Regions from separate parts of the Homo sapiens genome. Here region 2 is linked to region 1. The links are chromatin loops, found by intact Hi-C in ENCODE. Cell type or tissue: heart right ventricle. All regions are shown on one strand. Links, peaks and the distances in the headings refer to the core of each region. The heading gives the core; the rest is flanking DNA.

What was found. A loop is a pair of places that touch in the nucleus more often than their neighbours do. Peaks named below come from ENCODE experiments on the same cell type or tissue, not always from the same donor. Only the 100,000 strongest peaks of a DNase experiment are listed, where the experiment ranks them.
Region 2: it touches region 1 in a loop (2.7-fold over the local background); 63 of 110 quality-filtered maps call a loop at or near these places.

Annotation. Positions count from the first base shown.
Region 1 is chr9:34,596,555-34,611,758 of GRCh38, reverse strand. It overlaps RPP25L (ribonuclease P/MRP subunit p25 like), which reads left to right. Exons shown (of 2, transcript NM_148178.3): 2 at 427-1,264. The coding sequence starts at 463. The coding sequence ends at 954. Among named protein-coding and RNA genes, the nearest start is that of RPP25L, 7.9 kb to the left of the region's middle. RefSeq lists an enhancer at 191-744. In heart right ventricle, for the core only: CTCF peaks have their summits at 7,699 and 7,915 (motif pointing right); a DNase peak (open chromatin) is centred at 7,918.
Region 2 is chr9:34,336,531-34,351,734 of GRCh38, reverse strand. It overlaps NUDT2 (nudix hydrolase 2), which reads right to left. Exons shown (of 5, transcript NM_001161.5): 3 at 12,888-13,022; 4 at 12,569-12,711; 5 at 8,036-8,611. The coding sequence starts at 12,695. The coding sequence ends at 8,295. Among named protein-coding and RNA genes, the nearest start is that of NUDT2, 15 kb to the right of the region's middle. In heart right ventricle, for the core only: no CTCF peak of the experiment used is centred there; DNase peaks (open chromatin) are centred at 5,714, 8,384 and 9,619; H3K27ac peaks cover 3,914 bases.

The sequences.
Region 1 (15,204 bases), core at 3,411-11,410:
CCTTGTAGAGCCCCAAGTGAGGAGCGCTCTCTATTGGTATTAGTCTGGGGTGAGGGTTCCAGGCCCTGTTCCAAGGAGCCCAGGATAAGGGGGGCTAAGCCCCAGTCCTGGAGAGTTTAGGATGAGGGGGCCTGGCACTTTCCCAAAGAGCTCAGTGTTTGGGGAATGTGATCCTGCCTCTTGGACTCCAGGATTGGAGGTGGGGGTGTTATGGCCCTTGTAGAGGAACGGGGTGTATGGGGTACAGCCCTTTCCCAGACTGCGGCAGGCATGGACCTTGTCACGAGATGCTAAGGACAAGGGGACATGATCCTGTTTCTGGGAAGTCTGGAACGGGGAGCAGGGCCATATCCTGGATGGAGATAGGGGATGGTGGACAGTGACTTGGGGCACATTGCTTAGCACTTACCTGATGCTTCCCTGCAGTGGGCAGCGAGAGTCACAGACAAGACAGCAAGCAGGATGGAGCACTACCGGAAAGCTGGCTCTGTAGAGCTCCCAGCGCCTTCCCCAATGCCCCAGCTACCTCCTGATACCCTTGAGATGCGGGTCCGAGATGGCAGCAAAATTCGCAACCTGCTGGGGTTGGCTCTGGGTCGGTTGGAGGGCGGCAGTGCTCGGCATGTAGTGTTCTCAGGTTCTGGCAGGGCTGCAGGAAAGGCTGTCAGCTGCGCTGAGATTGTCAAGCGGCGGGTCCCAGGCCTGCACCAGCTCACCAAGCTACGTTTCCTTCAGACTGAGGACAGCTGGGTCCCAGCCTCACCTGACACAGGGCTAGACCCCCTCACAGTGCGCCGCCATGTGCCTGCAGTGTGGGTGCTGCTCAGCCGGGACCCCCTGGACCCCAATGAGTGTGGTTACCAACCCCCAGGAGCACCCCCTGGCCTGGGTTCCATGCCCAGCTCCAGCTGTGGCCCTCGTTCCCGAAGAAGGGCTCGAGACACCCGATCGTGAAGACCTGCTGAGCCAGCCTGTTCTCCGGGCCTGAATGTCTGGGGTGCTTGTGCCTTTTCTGAGAAGCGTTGTGACTGCTCAACATCCCCATCAAGGTTTGAGTCCACAAAAGTGGACCTCCCTATCATGCTTCCCCTTCCCTCTAGCATGTGGGAAGGGACTGCTGTGAAGAATGACAGATGTGGGGCCTCTGCCAAGTTCTGCATTGCTAAATAAGGGCTTCCTCTGCCTTCTACCTACAGTGCATTTGAACTGCCTTCTGAAAGAGGTCCAGGGAGGGATTTAGGAAATAAAGTTTCTACCTATTTGATGAGCCTCTACTCAGCCTGCTATGTGGAGTGGGATTAAAGAAATGGGAGTCCCCGCCCTTACCCCGGGGGGCTGATCGGGTGAAGACAGAGGAAGAGTAGTAGGCTCAGGCCGGTGCTGGGAGAATATAGTGTCTACAAGAAGCCTCAGTCAGTACTGAATATATCTAATTCCCTGGATAGTTATTTGCCCCTGCTTTGGCCTGGTTTAGGAACACTGCCAGGTCAGACATTTCTCTCCATCTGCAGCATACAGTATAGTATAGTGGTTGTGAGCATGGACTCTGGTACCAACCTGCCTGGGTTTCAATCCTGGTCTGCCACTTATTAGCAAGTTACTGCTCTGTGCCTTAGTGGTCTTATCCATAAAACAGGAATACGATAGTGTTTATCACATAGGATTGTTATGAGATTACATAAGGAAATATACATATATGACATTTAGATACCACACTGGCACATAGTGCTATTAAGTGTTAATTGCTATTATCGTTATTAATGACTTACCTATCCCAAATGCAACAACTGTCTCACACCTCCTTCCCTCCAGCTTCCTTGCCCCAATCTCAGCTATGGAGCTGGACTCTGCTTTGAAGAGACAGAGGCCTTTCGAACTCCCTCATGTTCCATCTTCACCTCCAGACCTGTCTGTATACACATTTATCCTCAACTCCACTAGTTTGCAAACATGCTTTTTCCTGTCTTAGAATCATATCTTTGGGTTGGGCACAGTGGCTGATGCCTGTAATCCCAGCACTTTGGGAGGCTGAGGCAGGAGGATTGCTTGATCCCAGGAGTTGGAGACCAGCCTGGGCAACATAGTAGGGAGACCCTGTCTCTACAAAAACATCTAAAAATTAGCTAGGCATAGTGGTGTGCACCTTTAGTCCCAGCTACTTGGGAGGCTGAGGCAAGAGGATCGCTTGAGCCCGGGAGGTTGAGGCTGCAGTGAGCCATGATTGTGCTACTGTACTTCGGCCTGGATGACAGAGTGAGACCCTGTCTCAAAAACAGAAAACAGGCTGGGCGCAGTGGCTCACACCTGTAGTCCCAGCACTTTGGGAGGCCAAGACGAGTGGATCACTTGAGGTCAAGACCAGCCTGGTCAACTTGGTGAAGCCCCATCTCTACTAAAAATACAAGAAATTAGCTGGGCGTGGTGGTGCATGCCTGGAATCCCAGTTACTTGGGAGGCTGAGGCAGGAGAATAGCTTGAACCCAGGAGGAAGAGGTTGCAGTGAGCTGGGATTGCACCACTGCACTCCAGCCTGGGTGACAGAGCAAGACTCTGTCTCAAAAAGACAAAACAGGCCAGGCGCGGTGGCTCAAGCCTGTAATCCCAGCACTTTGGGAGGCCGAGGAGGGCAGATCACGAGGTCAGGAGTTCGAGACCAGCCTGGTCAACATGGTGAAACCCCCTCTCTAGTAAAAATTAAAAAATTAGCTGGGCATGGTGGTGCGCGCCTGTAATCCCAGCTACTTGGGAGGCTGAGGCAGGAGAATCGCTTGAACCCAGGAGGCAGAGGTTGCAGTGAGCCAAGATCACGCCATTGTACTCCAGCCTGGGCAATAGAATGAGGCTCCATCTTAAAAAAAAAAAAAAAAAAAGGCCAGGGGCGGTGGCTCACGCCTGTAATTCCAGCACTTTGGGAGGCCGTAGCGGGCGGAACACAAGGTCAGGAGTTTGAGACCACCCCAACCAATATGGTGAAACCCTGTCTCTACTAAAAATACAAAAAAAAAAAAAACCAGGCGTGGTGGTGGGCACCTGTAATCCCAGCTACGTGGGAGACTGAGGCAGGAGAATTGCTTGAACTCAGGAGGCGGAGGTTGCAGTGAACCGCCACTGCACTTCAGCCTGGGCAATAGAGCGAGACTCCATCTCAGAAAAAAAAAAAAAAAAGCCAGGCATGGTGGCTCATGCCTGTAATCCTAGCACTTTGGGAGGTGGAGGCAGGCGGATCAGGAGGTCAAGAGATCAAGGCCATCCTGGCTAACACGGTGAAACCCTGTCTCTACTAAAATTACAAAAAATTAGCCGGGTGTGGTGGCGGGCGCCTGTAGTCCCAGCTACTCGAGAGGCTGAGGCAGGAGAATGGCGTGAACCCAGGAGGCAGAGCTTGCAGTGAGCCGAGATTGCGCCACTGCACTCCAGCCTGGGCGACAGAGCAAGACTCCATCTCAAAAAAAAAAAACCTCAATCCCACATCTCTCTCCAGGTCTCATCCTTGCCTTTTATTTATTTATTTATTTTTATTTATATATTTTTTGGAGATGGAGTTTTGCTCTTGTTGCCCAGGCTGGAGTGCAATGGCATAATCTCAGCTCACCGCAACCTCCGCCTCCCGGGTTCAAGCGATTCTCCTGCCTCAGCCTCCGGAGTAGCTGGGACTACAGGCATGCGCCACCATGCCCGGCTAATTTTGCATTTTCAGTAGAGACGGGGTTTCTCCATGTAGGCCAGGCTGGTCTCGAACTCCCGACCTCAGGTGATCCACCCGCTTTGGCCTCCCAAAGTGCTGGGATTACAAGCGTGAGCCACCGCGCCCGGCCACATCCTTGCCTTTTTTCCCTTTGCTGCTCCTTTTCTGCTTTGCCTTGGCCTTAAACTCTCAGGGTCGGGGGCATGAGAAGAGAAATGAAGGTTGCATCAGTAGCAGGGGGTGCTGCGGGAACTAGAGCAGGATTATGGGCAGTAGTGAACTCTGAAGAATTGAATCAGTTGGATCTCCCATGGATCTTGAGATTTTCTCCAATGTGTCCAGCAGCCTGGGTGTCCAGTCATGAGGAAAGCAGAAGGTTGGGGTTCTTCTGGGCTCACATTGTAGTAGAATGGGCCCAGCAATGTAAGGATGTTGCAGTGATACTTAACTGAGACCAGGCAGGAGGGATTGAGAAGGAGAGGGAATTGGAGGACTGAAGCCCTTGATAAGGGCTTAGAGGAGGGGTGAGGTGACCACAGGGCCAGCAGGCAGTTTTCAAAACTGTAAATACTGCATCCTTTGCTTTCAAAGATAGGTTAGCTCTGAGTGATGTGGAGGACCCTGGGGGAGGGGTAGGTGATGGGGATTCAGAGGAGATTAGGAGAGAAAACCTCAGTGGCTGCCGAGCAGGTCTCTCAAATGCACAGGGTCGTGAAGCATCTAAAACACTCCTAAAGGCAATTATGGCTGCAGTGGCAGTGACTCAGGTGTCTTGCTGCCAGCAACTGACTGACTTCCCCCATTCTCCTTGCAGCTAATTCAGGAATTTTGTTCCCTCTCAGCTTCTGCATACCGCTTTTTCTCTGAACATCTTCACTTGTGTGTCTTCTGCCATCAGCAGTTCTCTGAGTATCATTGGAACTCCAGAGCTTTGAGGCCAGGCCACCTTGCAGACTATTGACCTTTGGCTGATGATCTCATCCCATCTGCTGATGGCCAGGGTGGAGGGATCACATATAATAATTATGGTGATCTGTGCTGAAGGTGGCATTGCGAGCTCTGGAGTCCCAGGAGGGGCATTTTCTCTCCATCTTTGGTCTCTACGGGGCCCAGCTGGGGCCTACAGGAGGAATGGCAGGGAGGGGACCAGAGGCATGAGCCCTTTGGAGTCAGAAAGGCTGACCAGCTTTACAAGAGAGCACAAGAGTTGTGTCTAGTTCTGTCCACTTTCTCCTTAATTCACTGCAATGTGGCTTCTGCCACCATAAGGTCACGTCTTGGCACAAAAGGTAAGGAAGTAGAGACAGCTCTTTCAAGAAATTGGATTGTGAATGGGTAGAAAGGGGTGATAGATAGCAGGAGAGGAATGTGGAGTACAGAGAGTGTTGGATTTTGTTTTTGTTGTTGTTGTTGTTGTAGTTTTTAATATACTAGCAGAGACTTGAGCATGTTTATAGGCTGACAGACGAAGAAGCCAGTAGGGAAAGAGATGAAGGATGCAGGAGATTGTGGATAACTCACAGCATGAGGTTCCTGAGCAGGTAAAAGCAAATGGGATCCAGAAGCATGGAGGTAAGGGCCTCCCCAGGGAAGAGGAGGGATGACTTCCTGTAACAGGAGGGATGGAGTTGAGGACAGATATGTGTGCAGATAGGTCTGGAGGTGAAGATGGGACATGAGGGAGTTCAGAAGGCCTCTTATCTCCTCAAAGCAGTAGTCCAGCTCCATAGCTGAGAGTGGGGCAAGGAAGCTAGAGGGAAGGATGTGTGAGATAGTTGTTGCAGTTGGGAGAGGTGACTAGGGAGAGGTGACTAGAAGAGGTACAGGATAATGACCAGGCAGGGCTAAAAGCCCAGTGTAGGCTGGTGACCATGAACTTGTAGGGTCATTGGTCAGGGTGTGTGAGCTCTTAGCAGCACCCACAGGATAGGTGAGGACTCAGAAAAAGCACAGATGCATTCTTCCAGACTGACTTTAAGACAGGTAGGAATGAGGGAAGATGCATGAGGAGACTAGCAAGAGAGTACATGTAGTGAACGACCAAGGCATCCAAACTGGGCCAGGAGGGAAGTGAGGGAAAAGGGACAGGAGTCAGTGGCCTGGAGATCCCCATGAAGATGGGGTGGAGTGAGATGGACTATCCTAGGACAGGAACGTTGTAGCTATATGGTTTCCTAGGCAGCCGTAACAAAGTGCCACAAACTGGGGGGCTTAGAACAACAGAATTTATTGTCTCACCATTCTGGAGCTGGAAGTCTGAAATCAAGGTGTTGGCAGGGCCACACTCCCTCTGAAATCTGTGGGGGAATCCTTTCTTGCCTCGTCCTGGTGATTTGCCAGCATCCTTTGGCATGCTTGACTTATAGGTGCATCATGCCACTCTTCACGTGGCATTTTCCCTGTGTCTCCACCCCATCTTCCCTTTTTGTGTGTCTTTGTATCCAAATTTCTTCTTTTTGTAAGGACACCACTTATATTGGATAAGGGCCCACCCTATGAACTCATTTTAATTTGACTATCTCTATAAAGGCTGTATTTCTAAATAAAGTCACATTCTGAGGTACTGGGGATGAAGATATCTATAAATGGTTTTGGTTGGGGGGCAATGGGAGTGGAGGGCACAATTTAACCCATAACCACAGCTAAAGGATGGGAAGGTATTAATAGGGTTGAGGGTTTTTGGAGCTGATAGGATTTGTGGGCATGAGAGTGGATGGCTGGAGGGTCTGGAGACAGAGACACGGAAGATGAGCTGGTGAGTTGAGGCTGGGAAAGGTGAGGTGGGGAGCATTCTGGTCGGCAATGGAGTCATCCAGGATGGAATGCGTTGAGCATTCTCACTACCTGTCTTAGAGGTGGCATGTCTAGCCACCTTGTGTTTGTTCCCTTGAAATGGGGACATCAGAACACAATATGCCTGGAGGAGTTATGTGCCTCCCATATCCAAGCAGGCACCAAGTTCTGCCCATTTTGCCTTCTAGGTCTCCATCCCCAAAGCCTCTGTTGGTTTGTGCCACTCATTATCGCTCAGCAGTTTCCATACTCATCGCTGTGCTTCACTCCCCTTGGAGCTCTCCCCCAAACCAAGCCACTGGCTATTCCCTTTGTTTAGAATGCTCTTCCCCCCATACTTGCATGGTTATCTCCCTCCCTCCTTTAAGTCTTTGCTAAAATGTCACCTTCATGAGGCCTACTCTGGCCACTTCATTTAAAATTGCAGTCCAGCACTTTCGATCTTCCTTACCCTGCCTTTCCCCCACTCCAGTTTTTCTTAACCTCTATGATATTTACGTCTTTAAAATAATACTTTTGTTTATTGTCTCCTCCTGATGAGAATGTAAGCTCCAAAAGGGAAAGAATCTTTGTTTCATTCCCTTATGTAACCTAAGGATCTTGAACATCACTTGGCACATAGTAGGTACTCAATAAATATTTAGTGAGTAAATGAATGAATATTGAGCCACCCGCCCCCAATATGGGGCCATACTCAGATCTGACCTTGTCATTCTTCTATTCCCTTAGCCTCCATGCCAAGATTAGAGGACAGGATCCAAGTTCATTCACTACATTCACTAGATGTTTGGTTTTTGTTTCTTTTCCTTTTTCTTTCTTTCTTTCTTTTTTTTTTTTTGAGATGGAGTTTTGCGCTTGTCACCCAGGCTGGAGTGCGATGGTGCAATCTCAGCTCACTGCAACCTCTGCCTTCCAGGTTCAAGCGATTCTCCTGCCTCAGCCTCTGAGTAGCTGGGATTACAGGCATGTGCCACCACGCCCGGCTAATTTTGTATTTTTAGTAGAGACAGGGTTTCTCCATGTTGGTCAGGCTGGTCTCGAACTCCTGACGTCAGGTGATCTGCCCGCCTCAGCCTCCCAAAGTGCTAGGATTACAGGCCTGAGCCACCGTGCCCAGCCCACTGGGTGGTTTTAAAGGACCCCTTTGCTTGGCCCCTGCCCATGGCTTAGTCCGTCTTTGGCCTTGTCCTGTTGGACCCTAGGCTCTGACCACAGTCACACTTCCCAAGTGCCATAAGATTTTCTGCCTCTGAGTCTTTGTTCTTGTCATTCTGTCTGCTTGGAACTCATCAAGAATGTTTAAAGGACACAGGTGCTGGCCTCTGAGCACTCCCTTGGGACCTACTACCTCCCCACTCCTTACTGTAATACTTGTCTGGTCCAGCTCTCACATTGATAGGTGATGTTCTGGCTACACTCACTTCTGGCTGTGGCCACAAGGTGGCAGCATTTGCAAAGGGATAGCCCATTCCTTTCCAGGGTCTGTGCAGAGGGCCTCAGGAGTCCCAAGACACAGAGACTTGAAATTTGATCCTTAATGGGCTCAGTGACCCCTCAGTTATTCAACAAACAGCTGATGATCATCCACAATGTGACAAATATAGTCACTGGGCTTGGAACCTCCAACCCCAAGAGGGCTATAGCCACATATATAATTTCCCTATGGAGGCTGGGCGTGGTGGCTCACGCCTGTGGTCCCAGCACTTTGGGAGGCCGAGGCGGGCAGATCATTTGAGGTCAGGAGTTCGAGACCAGCCTGGCCAACATGGTGAAACCCTGTCTCTACTAAAAATACAAAAATTAGCCGGTGCTGATGGTGCACGCCTGTAATCCCAGGTACTTGGGAGGCTGAGGCAGGAGAATGGCTTGAACAGAGGAGGTGGAGGTTGCAGTGAGCCAAGATCCAGCCACTGCACTCCAGCCTGAGCAACAGAGTGAGACTCCATTTAAAAAAAAAAAAAAAAGTTTCCCTATGGTGTGACAAGTACACAGATTAGGCAGGTTTACTGCTGCATGAGTTCAGACAGAGCCCGTATTCCAACTTTTAGAGACACACAAAGATTTAAAGAAGAGAAGGTGATACCTCTGTGGAATCTTGAATAGCTTAGGAGAGAAGTGGGCATGACATTCCAGGTGAAGGGAAGCGATAAGCCAAGGCATAGAGGCAGCATAGAGATGATCACTGGAGCATGAAGTTCAAGGCAGAGAGTAAGGGATGAGGCTCAGAAGTGAGTGGGGGTCAGACAGAGAGGCCTGCAAGCCTGGCCAAAGGTGCTTGGACTCTATCTTGAGGGAGATGGAACGTCACTGAAGGCTTCAAGGTGGGAGTTCTGTGGAATATCAGATTGTGTTTAGAAAGAGAACTCTGGCTACAATGTGGAGAGTGGATTGCAGTACAGGGCAGGAAGAGCAGTGAGAAAGCTGCTGTAGGGATCCAAGGGGTAGTCAGTGAGGCCAAAATTATAAGCAGAGCAGGCCCGGAAGAAGCTCCTCCCAGCCCACAAGGCCATTCAATGCCTGGCACTTTGAAAGGGTTCTTGGCCCTAGGAACTTTCTCCCCCACCATCTGAGCCACCTCAGCCCCTCTGTTCCTGAGATTCCTTTTGGTGCTATCTCAGCTCCTCTGATTATTCTAGCTGGAACCAAGGGCTTTGTCAGTTTCCATATGGAGGCCACTGTGTCCTAGGTAGCTCTATGTTGGTAGATTTGTCAGACTGCAGCTCAGCCTACACCCCAGCCTCTCTCAGTGTGACCCTTTCAAGCACCCCCAGTTAGGAATGTGACTGAAGGATCGCCTCCACCAGGGAGCCAAGATGAGCCCTGCTCACCCCTGTCATCTCCTGCTACTCCTTACCAGAGGCCACTGGCAGGACTGACGCTGAGGGAAAGGCATCCCCTGCAGGCAGAGGAGCATAACCTGAAGAAAGGCCTAGAGGTAGGAAAATGCAAAAGATGTTTGGGGAGGAGGGGCTGGCATCGTTAGCAGGGTCTGGCAGGGAGAGGTCAAGGCCTACAAAACCAGGCTCAGAGCCATACCATACACTACAAAGCAGGGGATACCATAGCCAGGTTTTGAGCAGGGATTGAGAGTCACCTTCATTCATTATCTCATGAATATGCACAGAAACCTGTTGAATTATTCAAATAGAAAGGATGTAAATGTGTATGCAAATTTGGCGCTGCCCTCCCTGTTGCTATGGAAACCAGAGAATAGCAAAGTAAGGGTCCAACACCCTGGGGAGACCAGGCTAGAGAGACTGAGGCCACGAAACTCCTTTGTCCCTCGCCCACTTTTCCCACTCCTAATGTTTTGATCTCTTTCTTTGCCTAGCCCTGTCTTTGCTTCCTTCTGCCTTGTCCTCTGTCCATCTCTCTGCCTCTCTTGATCTTGCTGTCGCTGTCCTCCTCTCTCTCTTCTCCATCTCTCTATCTCTCAATTTTTTTTTCTCCCTGTCTCTGTGTTTCTCTGTCTGAGTCTGTCTCCACATTGTTGCTCTGTGACTGAGACAGTTTCTCTCTGATTTCATATCCCTCCCTATCTTGGTCTCTGTGTCTTTAATTCCATGGCTCTCTCTTCTGCATTTCCCTGTCTGTGTCCCTGACTCACATCTCTTTCTCTGCATCTTTGTTTTTGTGCCTGACTGTGTCTCTGAGAGTTTCTATTTCTCGGTCTGTCTCCCAGGCTCTCTCTTCTCTCTTTTGCTCTGATTCTATCTCTCTGAACCTTTTGTCTCAATGCTTGTCTTTATCTAACAAGAAGGACAAGAAGCTGCACATCTGTCCTTACCTGATGGGACGTTCCACCCCTTGCCCAGCTGCCCACATGTTCAAGGATTCCTGGCTTCTCTCCCCACATAAAATCCTGTTTCGGGTCTGGCCCCCATCACTGTACTGGCATAGGATCCTCATGACAGGCCCAGGCTGGCTACCAGGACACCAGACTCCTGTCTCAGCCTCTGCCTGCCGTGTGCCCCTGCCCAGAGTTTCTCCCTCTCTGGCTCTGTATTCCCAGCACTCTGCTTGAAGCTGGTGGGCACCTTGAGGCAATGGTGTGTTGGGAGTAGGGAAGTGATGGGGAAGTCTTAGTGGCTCACCCATCTGGCTGTCTGCCCAAGAGCTGACGTGAAGGGGCTGGCCAGGGCCCAGGTGTGGCAGCATCTAGGGCTAGTTGAGACCAATCCTGACCCCCAAAGAAGACTCCTTGTTGAGTCACAAAGTTGAGCAGCAGCCTTTCCATAGTCTCTCCATGTTCCTGCCTGCTACAGCCTCAGCCATTCAGTTCCTTGTTTGGAGTCCTCTGTTTGCCCCTCCTTCATTTGGTTTATATTTAATGAGCACCTATTCTATGCCATGCCCCCTGCCTTCACAGGTCCACAGTGACATGGAAATGACATCTGGATTTCTTGTGTTCGCCCCACCACCACCACCAAGAAGGAGCTTTTTGGACCAGGTGAAGAACACAGACTCTTCAACCCCTGCAGTTTCTTATCCCTGGTGGTCTTAGCTTAGGGGTGCAAGGCTTATGCAGTTGCCAAAGTCATAGATCGAGATTGAGAAGACAGAGACACATAGATAGAGACAGAGATAGGAAGAGCCAGAGACAAGAGAAACTAGATCTATGGAGGCAATGTGCTTCCACACAGGGTTTGGGATGGGGTATGGGAGGCTCAGAGCAGAACTTGGATGAGGGTGGGCCAGAATGTTTTGAGGTCAGGTAAGCAACTCTGTGTGGAGGTAGAGGGCTACCCCTTTCAGTTCTGGCCTTTGGGCAGGTTGCCTCACCTCCAGGCAGGCACTAGCTATGGGGATCTGGCCTGGGTCCAGGTGTGGGGGCGGCCCAGAACAGTCAGGACAAGTCCCCCCTCCTCCAAGAGGACTGCCAGAGTGAGCCCCCAGCTCTTCTGCCCAGTCAGAAAGGGCCATAGACAGAAGTACTCACCCCAACGATTGTGGTTCACCTATGTTCAGGCTCAGGCATGACCCTGCTGCCATGAATGCCATATTTAAATTTACCTTCCTGGACACCCCTACCCTACCTCACCTAGGCCAATTGTGCCAGAGGGTTGGAGCAGGGTCATGCAGGCAGGGCCAGATACAAGGAGAGCCAAAGAGATCAAGAGAAAGACAGTAAAAGACAGAGACAGAGGATAATGTTGATAGAGAAAATGGGGAGAAAGGCCGTGACAGAGGAGACATAGACATCAACTGGGAGGAAGCCAAAGCCAGCAGACGAAGGGGGCTTTAGCACCTGCTAGGGCTAGCACTAAGCACTTGACTGGATTATCTCATTTAACTTAATCTTCACCACAGTCCTAGGAAATAGGCACTGTTATGATCCCATTTTACTTCTGAGGTAATTGAGACCTTAAGTCACTTTTTGAGGCCACAAAGCCAGTAGGTAGTAGAGTAGGTATTTGAACCCCTCTGTCTCTAACCAAAAAGCCAGGGAGAGAGACAGACAGAGACAGAGGCAGGCCCAAATCTCCACACCAGCACTTGGGGAATCTAGGAATCCTGAAATCTCTGGACAGCTGTGCAGGGGGAGGGCCTTCCCATCAGTCTTACAAAAGTGCAGCTTCTGGTCCTTTTGCTAAGAGACAAGGACTGCAACGTAGAGAAAGAGAGACATCCAAGCAAGGAGAGAGCTTCCAGGCCACAGAATTCCTTATCTGACCTTGTCACTTCCTGCTACCCTGGTGTGTAGCCTGTACTGCCCCTGTTACAGATCTGGCCAGCCAACACCTCCCTCTGGTGGGGTCCAGGCTTTGAGATCTGTTTTTCTCCACATATTTATTGAGCACCTGCTAGCTGACGGGCACTCCTGCCCTACATCTACCTCCTCCCTTTCTTTTTCACTATTGCAAAATTGTTCCCATTGTCTAACTTCAACTCCCTAGGTTCTGCAAAAAGGGATTATTAAGACTAGAATTTGGGATGCCTCAATATGAAGAGGTTAGCCTGGTATACACTAAGCTTTTCTGAGAGCAGAGAAAAGGTCCCTGAGGGCTGGCTTTGGGTGCCTTCTGGTTGGACGCCCCTTCTAGTTGGTTTGAGGAGGAGGGTCAGCAGCCCAGCTGCTGGGGGCCTGGGAGAGCTGAGCTGTCAACAGCAGGGAGGATCGGGGTGAGAAGAAAACCAGGAGCTATCCTGGGGGAGCCGCAGAGTCAGCGTTATGGTTTCTAATGTCTTAGCCCTGGTTTCAATTACCCCCAGGGTCCCCAGGGTTCCCCAACCACTGCATGCTCCTGAGCTTGAGGAAGGCTCAGAACTCTCCTGGGGAGACCAAAAACCAGGGCTCAGGGATGGAAGTCTAGGGGCCTGGGAGGAGCTTTTTGATTCTTCTGCCTGGCTGAGAGAGGCCCCCAACCCAAGCAGGGCTCCAGGGAACAGCATGGAGGCTGGGGAAGGAGGGGTCTACACTCTACTCACAGGCCCCTGTGGAGGAGTCTACACCAGCCTGTTCCATACCCCTAGCTTCGTCCCCTTGGCCCCACCCCTCTCCTGGCTGCTGAAGACCTGGGCTCTTCCTTGGTCCTACCAGGCTATTTCTGGCCTCATGCAACCCTGATTCTTCTATCCCTAGGACCACTACACCTTCCCTGTCTTCTGGAAGTCCCTCATCTTTCCTCTGTTTTATTTTTATTTTATTTATTTATTTATTTTAGTTTTTTTGAGACAGAGTCTTACTCTGTCACTCAGGCTGGAGTGCGGTGGTGTGATCTTGGCTCACTGCAACCTCTGCCTCCCGGGTTCAAGCGATTCACCCGCCTTAGCTTCCCAAGTAGCTGGGATTACAGGTACCCACCATCACGCCTGGTTAATTTTTGTATTTTTAGTAGAGATGGGGTTTCACCATGTTGGCCAGGCTGGTCTCCAACTCCCAACCTCAGGTGATCTATCTGCCTCAGCCTCCCAAAGTGCTGGGATTACAGGAGTGAGCCATCGCGCCCAGCCCTTTATTTTTATTTTTATTGATTTATTTTTGTTTTATTTATTTATTTATTTTTACTACTCCCCCCGCCCCCAATTTTGTTGTTGTTGTTAAGACACAGTCTCAGTCTGTTGCCCAGGCTGGAGTGCAATAGCGCAATCATGGCTTGTTGCAGCCTCTACTTCCTGGACTCAAGTGATCCTGCCACCTCAACCTCCTAAGTATCTGGGACTACAGTTGTGTGCTACCACACCCAGCTAATTTTTATATTTTTTGTAGAGACAGGGTCTCAGTATGTTGCCCTGGCTGGTCTCAGACTCCCAGGCTCAAGGTGATCCGCCAGGCTTGGCCTCTCAAAGTGCTGGGATTACAGGTGTGCATCACCATCCCTTTCCTCTCTTTTAATCATGGGTTCCCAGAGTTTTAGTTTCAATCCTCCTCTCCTCTTCCTTTCTTATCACACCCCCTCCCTGTTCTCTGATCTATCTCATCATCCCCTAGCACCATCATAATGCCCAGGTTAGTCTGAGACTCTAAATGCCCAAGCCTCCAGCACATGCTGAGCATAAAGGATGCTGGGAACTGTTGAACAGGGGTTACATACCTAGTTGTCACACCATAGACCCTTCAACTGAATATGTCAAGTCCCTTCTCTCTCCCCAGCTCGGTGAATGGTACCATCATCTCCTAGTCTCTCAAGCCAAAAACATGGGAGTCATCTGTAGTTTTGTACACAATGTTCCCTCTAGGCCTGGCACACAGTAGGCACCAATAAACGTCTGTTGAACTGAATTTAATTCAGTTTTTTCTCTTGGAGTCTCCCTCTGCCTCTGTCTATTTCCCTCAGACATGGTAACGCTGGCATTAAGTTTCCAAATCTCTGACTTTTATCTGCCTTCCCAATCACCACAGTTGAGTTTCTGGGGGAAAGTTGGGGCCTTTTATCTTCCCTCTCCCCTACTTCAGAGAATCACAGGCTGGCAGGAAATAGAGCCATGGGAGGCGAAGGGAGGGATCCAATCTTAGGGACACATGGTCCTCAGGCCTTCCTGGAAATCCCAGCTGTTATCCAGGACCCAGCTCTATAGCAGCAGAGAGCAATGTCAGACTCTGGGTTGGTACTAGGGGGGACAATCCTTTGAGGATAGTTTTCTCCTCCATGAGGAATGGTGGGTAGGTGGGATCAGTGCCCACTGGGGTGGGGAAGCATGAAGGGACTTTGTGCTTCTGAGCAGGGAATTTGTTCATGCAAATTTTTGCAAAATGAAAAATTGTATCTGTGATTTTGCAAACGTATGCCCCTGCTCCCACCTTTGATGCACAGTCCCCTGACTCCTAGTTTCTCCATCTTCCCTATCCCTGCCCCCACCTCCCACTCCCTCTCCCTGTCCCTCTTCTGGATACTCTGCTCCCTTTCTCCCCACCTGCTTCTCTTTCCACACTTAGCCCAAACTTTGGGATCACCCAGCAGGAGGGTGCTTGGGAGAGCAGACACAGGACTAAGTGTCCAGCGAGCCCGTTCTCTGTATATAAAGTGACATGGGAGATCCTCCGGGGGTCATGGGAGCAGATGAAGCAGATGAATCTGATGTCCTGCCCCTTTCCCAAACCCTGTCCTCTCTCTGCTTGCCCCAGGTCAGGCTGGAGATCTCTTTCTTATGGGTCACCGTAGATACCTCTCTGTGGCTGCCCCACCTCCAGCCTCCGCCATCCTCACCACCCTCTACCCAGCAGCCTCAATAGTCTTGCTAAAACTCCAATGTGTTTATATTCCTGACTTCTTTATGCCCTTCTA
Region 2 (15,204 bases), core at 4,014-12,013, 260 kb after region 1:
TGTCTTCTTGCCTTCTTTTTTTTTTGAGACAGGGTCTTACTCTGTCGCCCAGGCTGGAGTGCAGTGGTACAATCTTGGCTCACTGCAGCCTCAACTTCCCAGGCTCAAGCAATCCTCCTGCTTCAGCCTCCTGAGAAGCTGGGACCCACAGGCATGCATCACGATGCCCAGCTAATTTTTTAAAATTTTTTTGTAGAGACGAGTTCTCATCATGTTTCCCAAGCTGTTCTCGAACTCCTGGGCTTAAACAATCATACTGCCTCAGCCTCCCAAAGTACTGGGATTACAGGTGTGAGCCACTGTCCCTGGCCTCTTCCTGCCTTTTTTTAAATGCATAGTTTTATTGCCTAGTTGAGACCACACTCACACTCATTGCTTCCCAAATTTTCTCATGAAAAACTTCATATATACAGAAAAATTAAAAGTCTAAAATAATGAGCACCCATATATCACCATCTTGAGTCAACAGTTGTTAAAGTTTTGCTATATTTGCCTTATTTATGTATGTGTGAATTTTTTTTCTGAACCACTTTTTTTTTTTTTTAAGGTAGGGTCTCGCTCCCAGGGTAGAGTTCAGTGGCATAGTCATGGCTTACTGCAATCTCAACCTCAAGCAATCCTCCCACCTCAGCTTTCTGAGAAGCTGGGACTGCAGGCATGTGCCACTATGCCTGCCTAATTTTTTTTTTAACTTTTTTTTTTTTTTTTTTTTTGGAGAGACAGGGTCTCACTATGTTGCTCAGGCTGGTCTAAAGCTCCCGGGCTCAAGTGATCCTCCTACCTCAGCCTCCTCAAGTGGGGGATTACAGGCATGAGACACCTGGCCTGAACCATTTCAAAGTTGCATTACTTACTGACATTGTGACACTACATCCTAAATTCTTCAGCATGCATTTCCTAAGGCCATTTTCCTACACAACTGTTTTTCATATCTAAGAAAATTAATAATTCCCTAATATGATCTAATATCCAGTCCATATTAAAATGACCCCAATTCTCATACCTAACTTTTAAACAGAGTTGCACAATTGTTCTTCACATTGTAATTCTCTGACTCCTGCCAGAGAAGCTAGACCATTGGAAAAGACATTCAACTGACTACAGAAAGATAAGTGCCCATATGTCCTTGGGAATAAACACTATGCATGATCTTGGGTAGGAGTGATGGAAGAAATGTAAAGGAGATAGTTTGGAAGAGAGAGTTTATGCTATTCTCACCTTCCAACAGGTGTACTTATAGCTCCACTAGAAGTGGCGATTAGGTCAAGAAGGAAGCACAACATTATTCTCTTCCTTTACCGAACCAATTTCAGACAGCCATGTTGGCTTCAGCCCTTTGGCCTGGCATTTGTCCTGGGAGTCGTCATCGTCACCCTCAACATCCACTCAAGAAAGCAAAACTCATCGGTGTAGTGTGGGAAATGAAAGAAAGAAAAAGAGAAAGAAAGCCAAAGTGCTGCAAAGAGCAACATGGCTGACTGCTCCATCCCCTATCCTGTCCCAGCTGGCCACCACACTGCGTCAGACCCCTGATTCCACTGGTGGCCAGATAGCCCCGCATATGGCATTTTGCTTTTGTTCTTATTTATTTATTTTTTTGAAATGGAGTCTAGCTCTGTTGCCCAGGCTGGAGTGCAATGACATGATCTTGGCTCACTGCAACCTTCACCTCCTGGGTACAAGCAATTCTCTGCCTCAGCCTCCCAAATAGCTAGGACTACAGGCATGTGCCACCATGCTCAGCTAATTTTTGTATTTTTAGTAGAGAGAGGGTTTCACCATTTTGGCCAGGCTGGTCTTGAACTCCTGACCTCGTGATCCACCTGCCTTGGCCTCCCAAAGTGCTGGGATTATAGGCATGAGCCACCGCGCCTGGCCTAAATTTAAATTTTAATAGGTACAAAGGTTCTATGTAAGGACCATCCTATTTTTTTTTATGGCTGCATAATATTTCATATCATGCATGTGTCAAAGTTTATTAATCCCTGGTAATGGGTATTCAGGTATTTTAAATTATATACTAGTCTAAGCAATACTTACTGAATAACTTTACACTTAGCACTTTGAACTTCAAATTAGAAAACTAGAGTGTCTTAGAAAAACAGAATAATCAAACAGAGGAAGCGTCTTTCGGAGCTTTGATCTTTACACAGTAATCTGAGGAGTCAAAATTCAAACCCAATCCTACAGGTTGTCAGATCTGGAAGAAACCATTGAGATCATCTTGTCCAACTCCCTTGTTGTAATGAGGAAAATAATGTCCAGAGAGGTTCAGAGCTTGCCCAAGATCACGTATCCAGGTAGTGACAAAGCCAGAGATAAACACCAGACCATCACTCCACATGGCTTCTCTCAGCCCTGTGCCTTTTGCCTCAGCATGTGTGTCTGAGAATGATGATCTTTGAGAGTGTCTGAGACACAGTGCACATGAGATAGGCAGGGAGGAAAAGGCCTAGGGTTGGAGGGCCAACGACACTGGTAATTCTTTTTTTTGTTTTTTGTTGTTGTTGTTGTTGTTGTTGTTGTTTTTTGAGGCAAAGTCTCGCTCTGTTGCCCAGGCTGGAGTGTAGTGGCACAATCTCGGCTCACTGCAACCTCCATCTCCTGGGTTCAAGCGATTCTCCTGCCTTAGCTGCCTGAGTAGCTGGGATTAGAGGTGCCCACCACCACTCCCAGCTAATATTTTGTATTTTTTAGTAGAGACGGGGTTTCACCATGTTGGCCAGGCTGGTCTCGAACTCCCGACCTCTGGTGATCCACCCAACTCGGTCTCCCAAAGTGCTGGGATTACAGGCGTAAGCCACTGTGCCCAGCCAACACTGGTCATCTTGAGAGGGTGGGTGGGAGGGGACCCCTGAGCTAAAGGAGCAATGGTCATACTGGATACAGATTTTTTTTTTTTTAATGAAGCAACTTCCTAAGGTGCCAGATGAGTTTTGAGAGAGAGGAAGTAGCCATTAGGGAAACGGAAACCAGAAATTTCTGAGTAGCCTGGGAAAGCTATTTGAAGGAGGCAGGACTTTAGGAGCCACAAAAGTGATGACATAAATGTTTAAACAAAGGTATCTCAAGCCAGAGGCTTCTCCTCTCCAAACTGTGGTTCTGCCTAGGCTCCTTCCCTAAGTCACCCTCTATGGAGAACTTGGGAAGAACTGGTCATTTTTCTTCTTCTTCCTTTTTTTTAAACATTAATTGGTTGGGCACGGTGGCTCACGCCTATAATCCCAGCATTTTGGGAGGCCGAGGCGGGCAGATCACATCACGAGGTCAGGTGATCGAGGCCATCCTGGTTAACATGGTGAAACCCTGTCTCTACTAAAAATACAAAAAAAAATTAGCTGGGTGTGGTGGTGTGTACCTGTAGACCCAGCTACTCAGGAGGCTGAGGCAGAAGAATCACTTGAACCCGGGAGGCAGAGGCTGCAGTGAGTTGAGGTTGCGCCACTCCGCTCCAGCCTAGGTGACAGAGCAAGACTCCGTCTCAAAAAAAAAAAAAAAATTAATTAATTTTGAGATAAGGGTCTCACTCTAGCACCCAGGCTGGAGTGCAGTGGCACAATCTTGGTTCACTGCAGCCTCACCCTCCTGGGCTTAAGCAATTCTCCCCTCCTCAGTCTCCTGAGTAGCTGGGTCTACAGGTACACACCACCATGCCTGGCTAATTTTTTGTTGTTGTTGTTAGAGATGGAGTCTCACTACATTGCCCAGGCTGGTCTCTAACTCCTGGGCTCAAGTGATCCTCCTGCCTCTGCCTCCCAAAGTGCTGGGATTACAGGTGTGAGCCAATGCCACATGCCCAACCTTGGTCATCTTTCTTCTGATCCCTGTAAAAAGAAGCAACAGGCTACACTCTGGAGCCAACCCCATGATGGAGCAAGATGCTCTTCTAGCTCCCCATTCCCTAAGCTTATTCCCCAGGGAAACTCCTGTGGAGTGTAAAGACGACCACATCAGCAATCTCTTTGCTTGCCCTGCTCACTTAATCCACTGAAACTCTACATAAAGAACCTGGGCCATGGGAGGCGGAGCTTGCAGTGAGCTGAGATTGCACTACTGCACTCCAGCCTGGGGAACAGAGAGAGACTCTGTCCTCCCACCAAAAAAAAGAACCTGGGCCAGCACTTTGGGAGGCCAAGACGGGCGGGTCACCTGAGGTCAGGGGTTCAAAACCAGCCTGGCCAACATGGTGAAACCCCGCCTCTACTAAAAAATACACAAATTAGCTGGGCACGGTGGTGAGTGCCTGTAATCCCAGCTACTCGGTGGGGGCTGAGGCAGGAGAATTGATTGAACCCGGGAGGTGGAGATTGCAGTGAGCTGAGACCGCGCCATTGCACTCCAGCTTGGGCAACAGAGTGAAACTCCATCTCTCGGGAAAAAAAAAAAAAAAAAACCAACAACGAAAGAACTTGGGAAAGACTGGACTCTAGAACTCTGGGACTCTGACAGCCAAAGAGCTGGTAAACTGGCTGAGGTCCCAGGGGAGAGCTCTCCCTCAGAGGGGCTGGGGCAGGGCTCTCCTCCAATTTTAGATTAGTTCTGACCAGCCCCATTCTCTGGAGGAAAACTTCAACATGGAAGCATCTCCTGAACTGGTACAACTCTGCTGAGGTCTCCCTGAGGCCTGGCCTAACCCAAAGTGCAGCATCGGCAGAGTGCTGCTCTGCCAGTTGAGAGGGGTGTGGTGGGGCACGGGAGCTGGATTTTGTAACGCTCTGGGGTCTGAGTTCAGGTTGCCCAAGCCCCACTGGCCAAAAGCAAAGTGGTGATGTTGTCAAAGCCTACTCACCTGCCACATCCTAATCTCAGCTCCTCTCTCTCCCACCCTCATCCACCTCCCATAACATGCTTTAGTCCCACCCTACTGTCAGTTATTCCTGCAAAGAATACAACTTACAGCCGGGCGCGGTGGCTCACACCTGCAATCCCAGCACTTTGGGAGGCCGAGGTGGGTGGATCACGAGGTCAGGAGATTGAGACCATCCTGGCTAACACGGTGAAACCCCATCTCTACTAAAAATACAAAAAAAAAAAAAAATTAGCTGGGCATGGTGGCGGGTGCCTGTAGTCCCAGCTACTCAGGAGGCTGAGGCAGGAGAATGGCGTGAACCTGGGAGGTGGAGATTGCAGTGAGCCGAGATCGTGCCACTGCATTCCAGCCTGGGCGACAGAGTGAGACTCCTTCTCAAAAAAAAAAAAAAAAAAAAAAAAAAAATACAACTTATGAGGGACCTCTTCACCAAAGTACCTACATTTTAATGGAACACTCTGTAAGGCCCAGAGGAATGACTCCAAAGCTATATATACATACATACATATATATATATATATATATATATATATATATATATATATATATATATATATATATATATTCTAAAGCAGTCTTCCCTCTGGCACCCCCTCTTCAAAGCACCCCATCTATAGATACTGCCAGGGCCATCTATCTTGTTAAGTCTCAATTTCCCCAGCAATAAAAATGAGCAGCCAAATCAGGTCATTTTCCAGGTCCCTTCCAACTTTGATGTATGAGGTCTTAGACTTGAGATTCCACAGCCTCCCATTCTGAGAGTGCGGAGCTGGCCAGCCCTTGTTAGGAGGCAGCTCGTCTGTGGTTTGGCACTACTGCCCAGCAGGCATTTATTAAATCAGTGTGATATGGTCCCTGCTGGCCTGGAAAAAGAACATTAAGCTCCAAAAACTTCATGCAGCAGGCCTCCTTCAGAGAATGCTGCTCAGAGGGTGAGGAACAAAACCATTCAGGCCCCTGGCTGTGCTCCAAGATCCTGTTCACTAGTACTTTTGCCCTGTCTGCATGGAGAACTGGGGACTAAAAACATCTGGAAGTCTGCTTAAGACCTGGGCGAGTTGTCTTTTCTTCCTTTGGGGGTGGCTGTTCTTGACCCTGGTAATCCAGGCTGACCTCTGCCAATGCCCCTTCACTTCCAATCTTCTGCACTTCATTGGGCAACAACTTTCTAATAAAATCCACATGAATCCAGCTGCTAACAGCTCCTGGAAGGGCTGTGGGATCTAACACCTGCTCCTGCATTCCTTGAGCCCTAGTAGCAAAGGAAAACAGGGCTGAGACCCAGCTCTTGCACCTCTGAGTCTTACAGTGGAGTTGTGGACAAAAAGAGTAGATAGGAAGGCTGGGCGTGGTGGCTCATGCCTGTAATCCCAGCACTTTGGGAGGCCGAGGCAGGCAGATCACCTGAGGTCGGGAGTTTGAGACTAGCCTGACCAACATGGAGAAATCCTGTTCCTAGTAAAAATACAAAACTAGCTGGGCATGTTGGGGGCACATGCCTATAATCCCAGCTACTCGGGAGGTTGAGGCAGGAGAATCACTTGAACCTGGGAGGCAGAGGTTGCGGTGAGCCGAGATGGTGCCATTGCACTCCAGCCTGGGCAACAAGAGCGAAACTCTGTCTCAAAAAAAAAAAAAAAAAAAAGTAGATAGGAAGAGAGAAACATTAATGATGAGGTTTTGCTGAGGGTGGGGAAGGCAGCTGCAGGTGAGGAATGCACAGGTGTAATGATGTGACTGCTGGGTGGCCCAGCAGATTCCTTTGGGTCTGGGCTTGCCTCATTCCCAGTGACCTTAGTCATGTTAACAAGGCTTATCACTCTGGGAGGCAGGCCTGGTCTGAGAGGACAGAGTACACGTGTCACTGACCTGGGGGTCCAGGGTTGCCTGTCCCTCCTCTCTCTGTTGTGACTTGGGGAGTCTAAAATTCTTTCTGTCTCTATTTATTTATTTATTTGAAGTGGAGTCTTGCTCTGTTGCCCAGGCTGGAGTGCAGTGGTGTGATCTCAGCTCACTGAAACCTCTGCCTCCCGGGTTCAAGTGATTCTTCTGCCTCAGCCTCCTGAGTAGTTGGGACTACAGGCATGAGCCACCATTTTTGCATTTTTGCTAATTTTTGCATTTTTAATAGAGACGGGGTTTCACCATGTTGGCCAGGCTGGTCTTGAGGTCCTGACTTCAGGTGATCCACCTGCCTTGGCCTCCCAAAGTGCTGGGATTACAGGCGTGAGCCACTGCGCCCAGCCTATTTATTTATTTTTGAGACAGTCTCACTCTTGCCTAGGCTGGAGTGCAATGGCACCATCTCAGCTCACCACAACCTCCACCTCCCAGGTTCAAGCAATTCTGCTGCCTCAGCCTCCCAAGAAGCTGGGATTACAGGTGTGCACCACCATGCCCAGCTAATGTTTGTGTTTTTAGTAGAGATGGGGTTTCACCATGTTGGCCATAATGGTCTTAAACTCCTGACCTCAGTTATCCACCCACCTCAGCCTCTCAAACTGCTGAGATTATAGGCATGAGCCACCACGCCTAGCCAGTCTCTAATTATTTAAGGTAATACTTTCATTTTTTGAGACAGTCTCGCTTTGTCGCCCAGGCTGGAGTGCAGTGGCACGATCCCAGCTCACGGCAACCTTCATTTTCCAGGTTCAAGTGATTCTCTTGCCTCAGCCTCTCGAGTAGCTGGAATTACAGGTGTGTGCCACCACCCCCAGGTAATTTTTGTATTTTTAGTAGAGACAGGGTTTCACCATGTTGCCCATGCTGGTCTCAAACTCTTGACCTCAAGTGATCTGCTCACCTAGGCCTCAAGTGCTGGGATTACAGGTGTGAGCCACCGTGCCTGGCCCTATTTAAGGTAATATTTACTGAGTACTTACAACATATGTGCCTGCTGCTGGTGAAAGATATATTAGTGAGTAGGACAGACCCAATTCCTGCACTCCAGTCCCACTCACTTGGAAATCCTGACTATGGGTCACAAAGTCTCAGGGCCCCTGGTGGGGGTGGGGTGGGTGTGCTTGGCATTCCAGAGGCGAGAGAGCCATCCTGCCAGTGCTGGGTCTCTTCCATTTGGATCCCTAGCTCTTAAGTTCTCTGGGGATACTGTATGGACACAGAGTTCCCTCTGGTTAAGGTCAGAACTCTGATTCACTTCAGCTTTCTTCTCTCCACCAATGCCAAGAGTCCAAGAAATAAACACAACAGGTTAGAAGGACAACCTTGAGCTGCTTGAGGTTTATTTATAAAGTACAAGGTACACTTACTGGGCCTGGCCTTTTTAATTTTTACTCTTTTGCCTTCCTTTCCACCCAGCCAAGATTTTTGCTTGCTCTCACCTGGGAGTTGAGCCGATTTCACAAATCTGCTCTTGGCTGTCATGAGCCAAATACCAGCACAACCTTCCCTGGACCTGAGGGTGGCTTCATCTTAGAAGGCCCACAAGGATCCTGCTGAAGCAAATGACTCTGCTCCAGTCAGCTCAGGCCTCTATGGAGCAAAGAAACTGGTGTCCTTCTTGGAGCGCTGCCTTCATCTCCTTGAACTGAGCCAACTGGCAGGCCTCCTCCAGCCCCAGCCAGCGGTAGGCTTGGTGCTCATGGGAGAGGCGGATCTCCACGTCATAGTCCTTCACCTCCGCCAGCCAGTAAATGACTGTTTTAGGCTTGTTCCTGGCCACATAATTGAGTTCCCTTTTGAACCCCTCAATAATGGTCAGCTGGCCTGCTTCTATGCCTGCTTCCTCTTGGGTCTCCCTCAGGGCTGTTTCCAAGTCATCCTCTCCTGGTTCCACATGGCCTAGTTAGGAGAAAAGAGGAAGAAAAGGAGGAGGAAATCTTCCAAAGTTCCCAAAGCTGGATTTTCCAGACAAGATTTTTTTTTTTTTCTGTTTTGCTTTGAGACAGGGACTCACTCTGTTGCCCAGGCCAGAGTGCAGTAGTGCAATCAGCTCACCGCAGCCTTGAATTCCTGGGCTCAAGTGATCCTCCCACCTTAGCCTCCTGAGTATTCAGAACAACAGGCATGTGCCACCATGCCCAGCTATTTATTTATTTATTTATTTATTTGGTAAAGATGGGGTCTCACTATATTTCCCAGGCTGGTCTCAAACTCCTGGCCTCAAGTCATCCTCCTGCCTCAGCCTCCCAAAGTGTTGGGATTACAGGTATGAGCCACCACACCCAGCCATTCAGTGACTTTTCTAGGTGTTGCTAAAGGAAGCCTGGAGATTGGCAATATCCTAACATGCCTGGGAAGGGGGTGCAGGGCAGGTAGTGTCTAGTTCTCGGGGTTTGAGCAATCCCACCTTTCCATTCCCTCTTCTCTGCAGAGAGTGAAACAGACCATGTGTATAGCAAGTCAGGTTTAGAATACTGCTCTTTTATGGTGTGAGATGACCTTCTTCAGACGTCTGCTTTCTTATTCTTCGGAACTTTCTTCATCCCATGCTCTAAGGAATCACTTTTCTATTGGAGACCTTGAAGTGATTTTTCCAAGGAGGGGGAAGTCCTTTCTTAACAAGTGGAAGTTAGCTGACGAGGAAGTACTTTGCCTACAATCCAGTGAGGACTTAACATTGTCTGCAGGTGGACCCTGACATTCCAGGGCCAACAGGCTCAAAACCCTGCACGGCTGAATGAGCAGCTGTTTCCATGAAGCTATCAAGGCTTTTTCCAAATTGTTTTCCTCTTTCTTACTGGGCAAAGCCAGATTTCAGTTTCATAGGGAAACTCTTGATGGGAACTTAGACTAAGGGCCAGCTGAGAACCACTTCTAAGAAAATGTGTTAGCAACACCCAAACCCAAGAAGACAGCTGCCAAGAAACTGCTGTAGGAGAACTTGAAGCTCTGCAGACTGGAGCAGCTCTCAGCTTTACCTCTAGTCCCCTCCCACAAATCTTCAGCTTCCCCAGAGGGGGCAAAGACTGGGAACGGTCTGGCAGACTCTGTCTACACCTTGGCTCCAGTAAGTTTCTAGGGAGGCCTCCTGCTCACAGGCTCATGGCGAGCAGGAACTCAGTTGTTCTCTCCTTGGTTTGGAGATGGGGGCCCTCATCCTTCCCAGGGGTCTACAATGCCCAGAGCCAGCTGCTGCACAAAAAACTCCCCAGGGTCCAGGGGCGGTGGCTCATGCCTGTAATCCCAACACTCTGGGAGGCCGAGGCGGGTGGATCATCTGAGGTCAGGAGTTTGAGACCAGCCTGGCCAACATGGTGAAACCCTGTCTCTACTAAAAATACAAAAATGAGCTGGGCGTGGCAGTGGACATCTGTAATCCCAGCTACTCGGGAGGCTGAGGCAGGAGAATCACTTGAGCCCAGGAGGCGGAGGTTGCAGCGAGCCAAGATTGTGCCATTGTACTCCAGTTTGGGCAACAGAGCGAGACTCCGTCTCAAACAAACAAACAAAACCCCCAGAAACTTAGCACTTAAAAACCATTCTAGCTTATAGCTTCTGGGGAATTTTCTCTGCACAAGCACCTCCTATAGTGGTGTACACAAAGACAGACAGGTAATGCATCAGGGGAGCAAGGTGGGAGGGATGCTAGTAGTGATGGGTGATACTGACTCAGGACGTCCTACCTCCCCTCAGAGGTGTATGGAAGTCCCTGAGCACACCCCTCCCAGGGGCATCTATTCAGTATTCTGTCCATCAGTGTTAATTAACAGGGTAGCTTCTGCCGAAGCAGGAAAGGATTAGGAGAGGTCCACTGACATCAGGTAGTGAGAGGAACAAGGCAGTGTGACTCATGTGATCCGGAGACAAGTGTGAATATTCCTATTCATAGTATTTGTGAAGCTTCTGCCTCTTTTTTCACCTTGTTTCTCCCCAGTACAACTCAAACATGCAAAATTTATTTCCTGTTCCCATTTCCTTGTTTTCCTTCAATCCTGGATCTTTGTCCATCCCTTCTAACCCCACTCCCTTTTAAAGTCCCCGCTTCTGGCCAGGCGTGGTGGCTCATGCCTATAATCCCAGCACTTTGGGAGACCAAGTGGGCAGATCACTTGAGCCCAGGAGTTCAAGACCAGCCTGGGCAATATAGTAAGACCCTGTCTCTATAAAATAGTAATAATAATAACAAAATAATTTAAAAAATAAAGTCCCTGCTTCCTTCTGTCTGAGGGCTATTCCTCATTCCAGCAGGCACCTGAGCCACAGTCTGTCCCTCCCAACTCAAACCATCCCAATGGCCTCAGCCAAGAAGGGCTCCTTTTTCCCATTTCTCCCCACACAGCCTGGCTTCTCTTTCAGGACCAAATGACTGCAGCTTTCTTACTCTTAGAGGTGAGGTCAGGAGTGCTGGTGGATGAAAACTGGCCAGCTTACAAACAGATCTTGGCCTGGCCTAAGGCCTCAGGCCAGTAGTCTTCACTGTTCTTCCCACTGGAGACTTGCCCGACTCCACCCTCAGTGCTGAGTGATAGACTCAAGGCACAGGTAGCTAGCTGGTCAAGCTGCAATCTCAAGGTCTCCATAATCTTTACAGTCTAAGAAGGCCCTGCCCATCCCCTCCTGGTCTAAGAAGGCCCTGCCCATCTCCTCACTCCTCCACTCCTGCCACAATCTGCAGATGAATCTATGATCAGGGAGCCCAACTTCTCTATGCTCCAACTCAAAATACAACTATGTTCAGAAACACTGTAGAACTCATACTCTCTGTGTTTAGTTCAAAAGAAAAACCTGGCTGGGTGCGGTGGCTCACGCCTGTAATCCCAGCACTTTGGGAGGCTCAGACGGGCAGATCACCTGAGGTCAGGAGTTTGACACCAGCCTGGCCAACATGGTGAAACCCCGTCTCTACTAAAAATACAAAAAATTAGCCAGGCGTGGTGGTGGGCGCCTGTAATCCCAGCTACTCAGGAGGCTGAAGCAGGAGAATTGCTTGAACCTGGGAGATGGAGGTTGCAGTGAGCTGAGATTGCCCCACTGCTCTCCAGCCTGGGCGACAAAGCGAGACTTTGTCTCAAAAAAAAAAAGAAAAGAAAAACCTAATGATAGGGACACTGAACTAGGAGTCAAAGGAAATTGATCAAATGAAATCAGAGACAGGCTGGAAGAAAACTTAGGATTTTCTTTTTTTTGAGACAGGCTCTGTTGTCCAGGCTGGAGTGCTGTGGCACAATCTCGGCTCACTGCAGCTTTGATCTCTCGAGCTCAAGTTATTCTCTAACCTCAGCCTCCTGAGTAGCTGGGACTACAGGTGTGCACCACCACACCTGGCTAATTTTTGTATTTTTTGTAGAGACATGGTTTTGCCATTTTGCCCAGGCTGGTCTCGAGCTCCTGGGCTCAAGCAATCTGCCCACCTCGACCTCCAAAAGTGCTGGGATTATAGGCGTGTGCCACTGTGCCTGGCTGAAAACAGGATTTTCTAGTCAAGCCCTTGTTTGACAGATGAAAAACTCAAAGCTGAGAGGTGGGCACATAGCTCAGTCAACCTCAAGGTCCCCAATTCCCTGCCCACTGTTTTTTCTCTTACCCAGCCATTCACCACAGAGGTTGGAGAGCTGGCGAATGATACTCATAAAAACACCAGGTGCTGTTTCTACCCTGGAATTCAGTCACAGAATTCTCAGCTCTACTCTGGCCTGGTCTGGAGACCTTGTATGTAGAAAGGGTCAAGAGCTCCTACCTTCCCTACCCCTTTTTGCTACACAGTCACTGGGAATTAAGCCTTGGGGAGGGCCTGGCAGGGTAGATTTCTGAGCAGTGGTTGGCAGTTTCCCAAGAGCTGGCCCCTCTGGCCTCTACCTTTGGGAGGAGTCCAGTGATGAATGCCATCTGATGCCTGCAGCAGTAAAAACTCAATTGCATTGTTGTCCACTTTGGGAATGAGGCATCTTCGGAAGATGATCAAGCCACATGCTCTCAAGGCCATGGTCTTATCCTAAGGACTTAACAAAGAAGATACAGAATATTGGGAAGTTACACAAAATAGGAAGCTCCATACTGGGGGGTAGCAATCTGGTGATGGACAGTAATGCAGACTAGCTAACTGTGATCTCATAGCCCACAGAAAAAGGCAGCATGCCCAGGACCAATGGAAGGCATCCAGGAATCAGAGACTGACCTTTGTGTATAACTGCAGGACCCTGGCAACTACCCTCAGTCAATGTGGCCTCTATCCCAACTCCTCCAGGGCTCCCTGTAAAACAGGGCTGGCATGTGTTTGTTGTGACACTGGAGATCCTCAGAAGCAAACGCACTGAAACAAGAGAGATGTTGGGAATGGGAGAGAGGCAGTACAAGTTTTATCGTCAAACCTGTAACCCCATTTCCCCCAGCCCATATCCTGAGCCCCTGAAGCACAGAACCCCCCAGCAGTGTGGTTTCTGACAATGCAGAGAGGTCATCTACAGAGAGTAACTTCATATAGAAAAAAATATTTCGTTGAGTTTTTTTTTTTTTTTGAGACAGGGTCTAGCACTGTTGACCAGGCTGGAGTGCAATGGTGTGATCATGGCTCACTGCAGCCTTGACCTCCCAGGCTCAAGCAAACCTCCCACCTCAACCTCTCAAGTAGCTGGGACTACAGGCATGCCACCACCATGCCTGGCCAATTTTTTTTTTTTTTTTTTTTTTTTTTTTTTAGAGACAGGGTCTCACTATATTGCCCAGGCTGATCCTGAACTTCTGGGCTGAAGTGATCCACCTACCTCAGCCTCCCAATGTGTTGGGATTATAGACATGAGCCACCATGCCCAGTCTGATTTTTTTTAGTCTTTTATTTTATCCTTTTTTTTTTTTTTTTTTTTTTTTTTAAGAAACAGGGACTTACTATGTTGCCTAGACTGGCCTCAAACTCCCAAACAGAAGTGGTCCTCTCCCTGGGTGGATCACGAGGTCAAGAGATTGAGACCATCCTGGCCAACATGGTGAAACCCTGTCTCTACTAAAAATACAAAAATTAGCCGGGTGTGGTGGCACACACCTGTAATCCCAGCTACTCGGGAGGCTGAGGCAGGAGAATTGCTTGAACCCGGGAGGCGGAGGTTACGGTTGTGGTGAGCCGAGATCGGGCCACTGCACTCCAGCTTGGCGACAGAGTGAGACTCTGTCTCAAAAAAAGAAGTGGTCCTCCCCCCTTAGCCTCCTGAGCAGCTGGCAATACAGGCACATGCCACCATTGCCTGACATTGCTGGTGCCCGGGGGTTGCACAGCTGATGCAGAGAGGGCAGCTGGAGCAGGAGCTGCTATCCTCCACAGTCCCTTTGCTGGTGCTCAATCAAGATGAATTTGCAGCTATCAAAGGCATAAAAATCAGGCCCAAACAGAAACCTACTCCAGGGCAATTCTCAAGACTGCCAACAGATGGTAATGTTACTCTAGAGAATAGCGGTTTCTCACCAAAAACCAAACACCCAACACCAAGACCTTTCCAAGCTTTTCTAAACCTGTAACAAAAGTTTTTAAGGACTGGAAATAATCTCAAAGGGGATTTCTGAAATGGTCTGTGCTCTCATATACTGTTGGTAGAAAAGTAAATTAGCATATCCCCTTAGGAGGGCCATTTGATAATAATTATCAAAACATAAAATGCACATTCCCTAAGAGCCAGCAATTCCATTTCTAGCCACTCTCACATAAGAAATATAGGTTTAAGATGTACACACAACGGGCCGGGCACAGTGGCTCATGCCTGTAATCCCAGCACTTTGGGAGGCCAAGGCGGGTAGATCACCTGAGGTCAGGAGTTCAAGACCAGCCTGACTAACATGGAGAAACCCCGTCTCTACTAAAAATACAAAAATTATCCAGGCGTGATGGCACACGCCTGTAATCCCAGCTACTTGGGAGGCTGAGGCAGAAGAATCACTTGAACCCGGGAGGTGGAGGTTGTGGTGAGCCGAGACGGGGCCACTGAATTCCAGCCTGGGCAACAAGAGCGAAACTCTGTCTCAAAAAAAAAAAAAAAAAAAAGATGTACATATAACAATGTTCACTACAACTTTGTTTGCAATATCAAAAAGGAAAAGAGCCAGAAACAAATATCCATCAATATGGGAATAGGCAAAAAGTACAGTATATCTATATGATGAAATAGCATGAAGTCATTAAAAAAAATGAGGTCGAGGCTGGGTTCAGTGGCTCGAGCCTTTAATCCCAGCATTCTGGGAGGCTGAGGCAGGAGGATTGCCTGAGCCCAGGAGTTTGAGACCAGTCCGGACAACACAGTGAGACCTTGTCTCTCAAAAAATAGAAAAAAAATTAGCCAGGTATGGTGGCATGCACCTGTACTTCCAGCTACTTGGGAGGCCAACGTGGGAAGATTGCTTGAGCCTGGAAGGTTGAGGCTACAGTGAGCCATGTTTGCACCAATGCACTCCAGCCTGGGCAATACAGTGAGACCTTGTCTCAAAAACAAAAGAAAAAGAAAAAAAAATTA